Linked DNA regions of Homo sapiens: region 2 is linked to region 1. Evidence: read pairs that join two places in POLR2A ChIA-PET (ENCODE). Cell type or tissue: GM12878. All regions are shown on one strand. Each heading gives the region's core, and the rest is flanking DNA. Links, peaks and the distances in the headings are about the cores only.

The links. ChIA-PET counts read pairs that join two places held together with the same protein. Peaks named below come from ENCODE experiments on the same cell type or tissue, not always from the same donor. Only the 100,000 strongest peaks of a DNase experiment are listed, where the experiment ranks them.
Region 2: POLR2A ChIA-PET joins it to region 1 with 5 read pairs; 1 of 35 experiments calls an interaction of 5 or more read pairs at or near these places.

The regions. Positions count from the first base shown.
Region 1 is chr6:17,301,697-17,305,476 of GRCh38, forward strand. No RefSeq gene overlaps it. Among named protein-coding and RNA genes, the nearest start is that of RBM24, 22 kb to the left of the region's middle. In GM12878, for the core only: no CTCF peak of the experiment used is centred there; a DNase peak (open chromatin) is centred at 1,845.
Region 2 is chr6:16,076,315-16,080,094 of GRCh38, forward strand. No RefSeq gene overlaps it. Among named protein-coding and RNA genes, the nearest start is that of MYLIP, 51 kb to the right of the region's middle. In GM12878, for the core only: no CTCF peak of the experiment used is centred there; a DNase peak (open chromatin) is centred at 1,957.

The sequences.
Region 1 (3,780 bases), core at 504-3,003:
CCTGACCTCGTGATCCGCTTGCCTCGGCCTCCCAAAGTGCTGGGATTACAGGCATGAGCCACCACGCCCGGCCTCATCAATAGTATTTTCAAAGCACTCTATATGCTTTGTCGTCTACCACGTTTTGCAATGTGCTTGGCATAAACCAATGCCCCCATGGAAAGATAATACATTGGAAGAGTGCAACTGGGCAAAGGTGAAGTTAAAGGAAGTATCTGAAATTCCAGGAGGACTCAGGGTAGTTGTCGGTATAAAACCCTGCCTCACAGATCGTTTGGCTTGGGGCTCTCTCTGCAGCTATTGCTTCCTTTTTGTTTCTCAAATTTGTTTTTTTTTTTTTTTTTTTTAGAGACAGGTTCTCACTATATTGCCCAGGCTGATCTCAAACTCCTGGGCTCAAGCTATCTTCCTGCCTTGGCCTCCCAAAATCCTGGGATTACAGGTGTGAGCCACCACATCCAGCCTTGCTTTCATTTTTAAAGAGTCATTCTGTGTTATAGATCAATATCTGAGAAGGAATATTGGTTGTAATAACATCAGTTGAACACCCTTTTCTTTTTCATTTTTTTTTTTTTAACTGTTGTTACTCCTTTACTTTAAATATCCTGACTTTTGGCTACCATTTACCGAGCATCCATTTGTGCCAGACGCTGAATGCACTGGCTTACGTCCTCACAACCTCACAGCAGGCCTGGAATTGTCATCTTCATTTTACAGAGTGAATGTAATTTGCCCAAAGTCACAACTCAAGATGGTAGAACTGTGAGTTGAAATGGGGATCTGTCCGATGGCAAAGAGTAACTGCCCCTGGATTATTTTAGCATCTTTTTCTACGTCACTAGGAATTGTCTTAGAAATTCTAAGGAAAGCTAAATAAACATGACTTCAATTCTGGGGTCAAGACCAAATCTAAGGACTCTGAGGCGAGTCGTAGACATGATCAAAACCGTTAATAAGGATCATAGAACATAAACATCTCTATGCTCATTTTCTCTCATTTCTATTGGCAACATTTGTTCAGTGATAATACTAAGGATTATTATGAGTAGTCATCTCGGCCTCAGTCCACTTGTGCCTTTGTGGGGAAAACATACTAATGCTGTGATTTACTATGACAAACTCCTATAAAATTGAATAAGAGTATATCTCAGTTTATGTCAAAGAATATCAAGTAATCATAACCTTTTAATAAACATTGCCTCTTTTAATAATAACAACTTTGGATTTAAATAGACAATATAGTTACTAAAGGTGTATGGTTCAAGTCATCTACCACTAATTGCTTGCTTGACTCCTTTAAAACTCAGAGGAAAAGAAAATGTACATACACACAATGAAATGCTATTCAGGCCGGGCACGGAGGCTCATGCCTGAAATCAGCGTGAGCTGATTTGGGAGGCCGAGGCGGCTGATCATGAGGTCAAGAGCTGGAGACCATCCTAAAAATTAGCTGGGCGTGGTGGTACATGCCGGTAGTCCCAGCTACTTGGGAGGCTGAGGCAGGAGAATTGCTTGAACCTGGGAGGCAGAGGTTGCAGTGAGCTGAGATCGCACCACTGCACTTCAGCCTCGCAACAGAGTGAGACTTCGTCTCAAAAAAAAAAAAAAAAAAAATTAGCTGGGAGTGGTGGCATGTGCCTGGAGTCCCAGCTACTTGGGAGGCTAAGGTGAGAGGATCACTTGAGCCCTAGAGGCAGAGGTTGCAGTGAGCCAAGATCATGCCACTGAACTCCAGCCTGGGCAACAGAGCCAGATCCTGTCTCAAAAAGGGAAATAAAAGGAGAAGAAAGAAGAGGAAAAGACAGAGGAAGGGGGGGGAGGGGGGAGGGGAGGGCAGGGGAGAAAGGAGAAGGTAAGGAGAAAATAAAGGGAAAGAGAAACAGAAGGGAAAAGGAAAAAGGGAAAGGGAAGGGAAAAGGGAAGGAGAAGGGAAGGAGAAGGGAAAAGGGAAGGCGAAGGGAAAAGGGAAGGAAAGGAATGCTACTCAGCCATAACAAAAATGAAAGCCTGTCATTTGCAGCAACATGGATGGAACTGGAGATCACTATGTTAACTGAAATAAGCCAAGCAAAGAAAGACAAATATCGCCTGTTCTCATTCATATATGGGAACTTAAAAAGTTGATTTCATGGAGGTGGAGCATAAAATGATAGTTATCGGAGGCTGGGAAGAGTGTAGGGGGATGAAAAGAAGTTGATTAATGGGTACAAACATATAGTTAGATAGAAGGAATAAGTCCCAGCGTTCGATAGCACAGTAGGGTGACTATCATTAACCACAATTTATTGTATATTTCAAAATAGCTAGAAAAGAAGATTTGAGGCCAGGCGCGGTGGCTCACGCCTGTAATCCCAGCACTTTGGGAGGCTGAGGCAGGCGGATCACGAGGTCAGGAGATGGAGACCGTCCTGGCTAACACGGTGAAACCCTGTCTCTACTAAAAATACAAAAAATTAGCCAGGCATGGTGGCGGGCGCCTGTAGTCCCAGCTACTCGGGAGGCTGAGGCAGGAGAATGGCGTGAACCCGGGAGGGGGAGCTTGCAGTGAGCCAACATCGCGCCACTGCACTCCAGCCTGGGAAACAGAGCGAGACTCCGTCTAAAAAAAAAGAAGATTTGAAATGTTCCCAATACAAAGAAATGATGAATGTTCCAGGTGATGAATATGCTGAGAAGCCACCATAGAAAAATACCCTGATTTGATCATTACACATTGTGTGCAAGTATCAAAATATCACATGTACCCCATAGGTAGGTATAATTATTATATAGCAATACAAAAAATTTAGTCTGGGCATGGTGGCTCACCCTTATAATCCCAGCACTTTAGGAGGCCAAGGTGGGAGGATTGCTTGAGCCCAGGAGTTAAAGACCAGTCTGGGCAACATGGGAGGCCTTGTCTACAAAACATTTTAAAAATTAGCCAGCCAAGGTGACACCCACCTGTAGTCCCAGCTACTCAGGAGGCTGAGGCGAGAGGATCGCTTGAGCTTGGGAAGTCAAGGCTGCAGTGAACTGTGATTGTGCCACTGCACTCCAGCCTGGGCAACAGAGCAAGACCTTGTCTTAAAATTAAATTAAGTTAAAAACAAATTTTTAATAATTTTTTTTTTTGAGATGGAGTCTTGCTCTGTCACCAGGCTGGAGTGCAGTGGCGCGATCTCGGCTCACTGCAACCTCCACCTCCTGGGTTCAAGCAATTCCCCTGCCTCAGACTCCCTAGTAGCTGGAACTACAGGCGTGCACCACCACACCCAGCTAATTTTTTTTATTTTACTAGAGATGGGGTTTCACCATGTTGTCCAGGATGGTCTTGATCTTCTGACCTCGTGATCCACCCGCCTTGGCCTCCCAAAAGTGCTGGGATTGCAGGCATGAGCCACTGCACCTGGCCAGAAATTGTTTTTAAACCGAGAGAAGATGAAGGAGAAATGGAGATTTGAAGTCATAATGGCAGAAGCAGGACCCATCGCAGTTTAGGAATGGCCAAGTGAGAGCCTGGCACAGTATCGTAACTCCTAAGAGAGTTTGAGGAGTAAAACTGCCTGGTAAAAGGAGTCATTTTACCAGGACTCGTCCTTTAAGTGCACATGTTGAATGTCTATGTCCGGGGCATACCGAGAATCTTGATCATTCACACTTTCATAACAGCTGCATTTCTTATCATGTTTGGCATAGTTCTTCAGCTTGCACAAAGCCTCTTATCTCGCCCACAGTCCCTCTCTAGACCATTGTCTCTTTCAGCTGCTTAGAGGCCACGTCCCTTAAATCTCCCAGCTG
Region 2 (3,780 bases), core at 610-3,109, 1.2 Mb before region 1:
TAACTCCCATGTTGTTCAAGGGTCAGCTGTACACCCAGCATCCCTCAATTTAAGGCCTATCTGCTTAATCACAACAATTCAATCATAGCTGACATGCTTCTGCCTATTATAGAATATCTGCTCAAGAATTGTGTCTGCTTTGTTGTATCCTTAATACTTAGTATGGAACCATGTACACAACAGATGATCTAAAAGTCTTTGTTAAATAAAAGAATAAATAGATTTTCATAGAATCGAAAGACTGGAAATCTACCGATGCAGGAAATCTGTCCCTTAGTGTGTTTTCAGCTGCAGGTAACAGAAAACTCAAAGTAACTTCAGAGCTGGTCAACAGAGAAATCCCATGATACCATCAAGGCCTGGTGTTTCTTCATTTCTCACTCTGCCCTCCAGAATGTTGACTTCATCCTGATTATCTTCTAGATTTCAGGGTGACTTCTTCGAGGAAATGAAGCTACAGGATTCCCTATCTGTGTTTGGAGAGAAAGAAGCTGCCAGGAGTTCTTCCTTTCAGCCAAATTGAGCCGAATCAGGTCACCTGCCCCTTTCTTAATCATTATCTGACCACTCAGGTCTGGGTCCCTGATGCAGCCACACATCGGGGGTACAGGATTAACATGACTGATTTAACCTGATCAGCATCTACTCTGAAACAGATCTCTTTTGCACAACTTATTGCTCTTCTGCAATGGTTGAGAAAGGGGATGGAGTTGGGGAATCAACTGCAATGTCCACCTAGAGGAAGAGGTGCCACTAGAGATTTAGATAGATTGTTCACATCCAAATAAAGTGATGGTTGTCACATTTTTCCAATCAGTGCTGGAATTAGTAGTGTCTCTTTACAAATATGAAAAATATCTCCAGCCAGGCGCGGTGGCTCACGCCTGTAATCCCAGCACTTTGAGAGGCCAAGGTGGGCAGATCACCTGAGTTCGGGGGTTCAAGACCAGCCTGGCCAACATGGTGAAACCCTGTCTCTACTAAAAATACAAAAATTTGCCAGGCGTGAAGGCGGGCACCTGTAATCCCAGCTACTCAGGAGGCTGAGGCAAGAGAATTGCTTGAACCCAGGAGGAGGAGGTTGCAGTGAGCCAAGATCGTGCCACCGTACTCCAGCCTGGGCTGGGCGACAAAAGCGAGACTCCATCTCAAAAAAAAAAAGAAAAAAAGTCTCCATCAAAGGTCTATGCTATGGATACCTAGAGTGCTCTTCAATGCCACAAAACAGATGAGCAAGTCTGGGGTTTAAATTATGGCTATCGTTTTGTTACTATTGTTATTATGGCTGGGGACCCAGAAACTAAGTGTTCCTTTATTAATCGATTCAGAAGAGCTTGAGCCTAAGACAAGACTCCGAGAAAATGGGTATCTGTGCTTCAACGGCTCTTCTAAGTCCCTCTAGATTTTAAATTCTGGGCAAAGCATACTCAGATGAGAAGTACAGAGAGAAAGCTCAACAGAACAAGCCAGTTCTGCAGAGAAAATTACTCACTGCTACTTGCAAGGAGGACAGACAACATAAATGGAATGAATGGACAGGGCTGGGTTGCCCCCCAGGAGTCAGTTCTTGCCTGGGTCTAAGACAAGAAACACAGAGTAAGAAGATAGCGTTTGTGCATCTGTCTTTGAGTCACACTAATCTCACCCATTAGTAAAATACAGCCCAATGAAGCCCAAATACACACAATAATATTACCAACTTCTCCTCCCTTGTGGGGGACACAAACGAAGTCCTGGTATTAGACGTTCCCCTCTAGGAGATATTACCAATTAACTGATATCTACAAAGCACTTGACAGTTTATATTCACAAGCACTTTCTGAGTTTTTCTTCTCCCTTATTCTGTGCACAGTGACAACTACTGCCCATTTTACAGATGAAGAGACTGAGATTCAAGACTAACCAGATTTCATCAATTCCACTGCATGTGCTCATGGGACACTAAGCTCTGAAAAAGGAAACCAAACTATCTAAATTTAGAATAATTTGTTTAATAATTGCAAAGGGAGGAAGTGAACAACAAGGGTCAGCTTGTCTAGAAACTCGCTCCTCAAAGTGAGCTCCAGGGACCAACGGCACCAGCATCACACCTGAGACCTTGTTAGAAATGCAGAATTTCAGGCCCCAGCCCAGACCTGGTCCATTAGAATCTGGATTTTAGTAAGTATTATAGTTTAGTAAGTATTTTAGTTTAGTATTACCTAGAGGATCTGAAAGCACATTAAAGTGTGGGAAGTATGTATCTAGAAGGGTCTAGAAGAGATGGCATACTGTCTGGGGCATTTTATCTTCTACTGGAGATCAGGAAGTGGGAGACCCAAAGGACAGGGTATACTGCAAGGACGCTGAATGGATGGACTTGAGGATTCAGGGGTGGCAGGATGCTTTCTGGGGAGTCAATGATGGGCACTAGACAGTCATACAGCACAGACTAAGGTCTCCTACACTAGCTTCTGCCTCTGTGTTCTGGGAATTTCAGTGCTGCCCAGACTGATAAAACACTCCACGGGAGAGACTCTGGACATATTTTTGTTGATGCAAGGTTGGCAAGGCAATTATTCAGCTATATCTTGGTCTTCACCTTTGCTCATGCAAAGTCTGTTACCATGATTGCAAAAATCTTTGCAAACTGCAGGTCAAACTCTCCAGGCAACAGGTAAGGAGATTTTTATATTTTCTCTTTTCTCCCTTATATAAAAGGAGAGGCAAGAGTATTTCCTCCTGCAGATTGTAAATTAGTTCAGGCCCTATGGAAAGAAGTTTGCAGATTTCTCATAGAACTAAACATAGAATTACCATTCGACCCAGCAATCAATCTCATTAATGGGTATATACCCAAAGGAAAATAAATCATTCTACCAAAACACACATGCACATGCATGTTCCTCACAGCACTAGTCACAATGGCAAAGTCATGGGATCAACCTAGGTGCCTATCAACAGTGGACTGGATAAAGAAATTGCGGTACATATACAGCATGGAATACTACTCAGCCATACAAAAGAATGAAATCATGTCCTTTGCAGCAATGTGGATGCAACTGGAGGTCTCTATCCTAAGTGAATTAAACACAGAAACAGAAAACCAAATAACACATGCTCTCACTTATAAGGGAGCTAAACATTGGGTACACATGGGCATAAAGATGGAAACAGTATACACTGGGGACTCCAAAGGAAGGGAGGTGGGGAGGGGAGCAGGGATTGCAAAACTACCTATTAGGTACTATGCTCCTTACTTGAGTGACAGGGTCAGTCACACCCCAAACTTCAGCATTACACAATAAGCTCATGTAACAAACTTGCACATGTACCCTCTGAATCCAAATTTTTTTTTAAAAAAAGAATATTTCCTCCTACAGAAGTGGTAGCAGTTATGACCTAGCTTCACCATTTCCCGAGGCAAGATGAATACACTTAAATCTCTTTTCAAGAAAAGTTATCCCAAGAAGTCCACAGTGTGCAAAGCATGCAAAGGGATGATAATAATAATCATAGAAATCAAGCCTTCCAAGAAAATTGGATTTTAATAACTGCTCTTTAAGGCTGGCATAGCCATCTGATGTCAGGGAGGGACCCAGCATATACCAGAGGACCAAATGCTAAAGAGAGTCAGCATTTCTGCTCAATTACCTTCTCTAAGTTCACACAAGGAATTGTATTTCATTTTTATGCTTCACAAAAACGCTCAGAAAAGACAGATTTCTAAAAGCCAAAATATCCCCCTCCATAAAAAGCCCTTTCACATAATCAAGGCTTTTATTTCGGCTTTTATTTCAG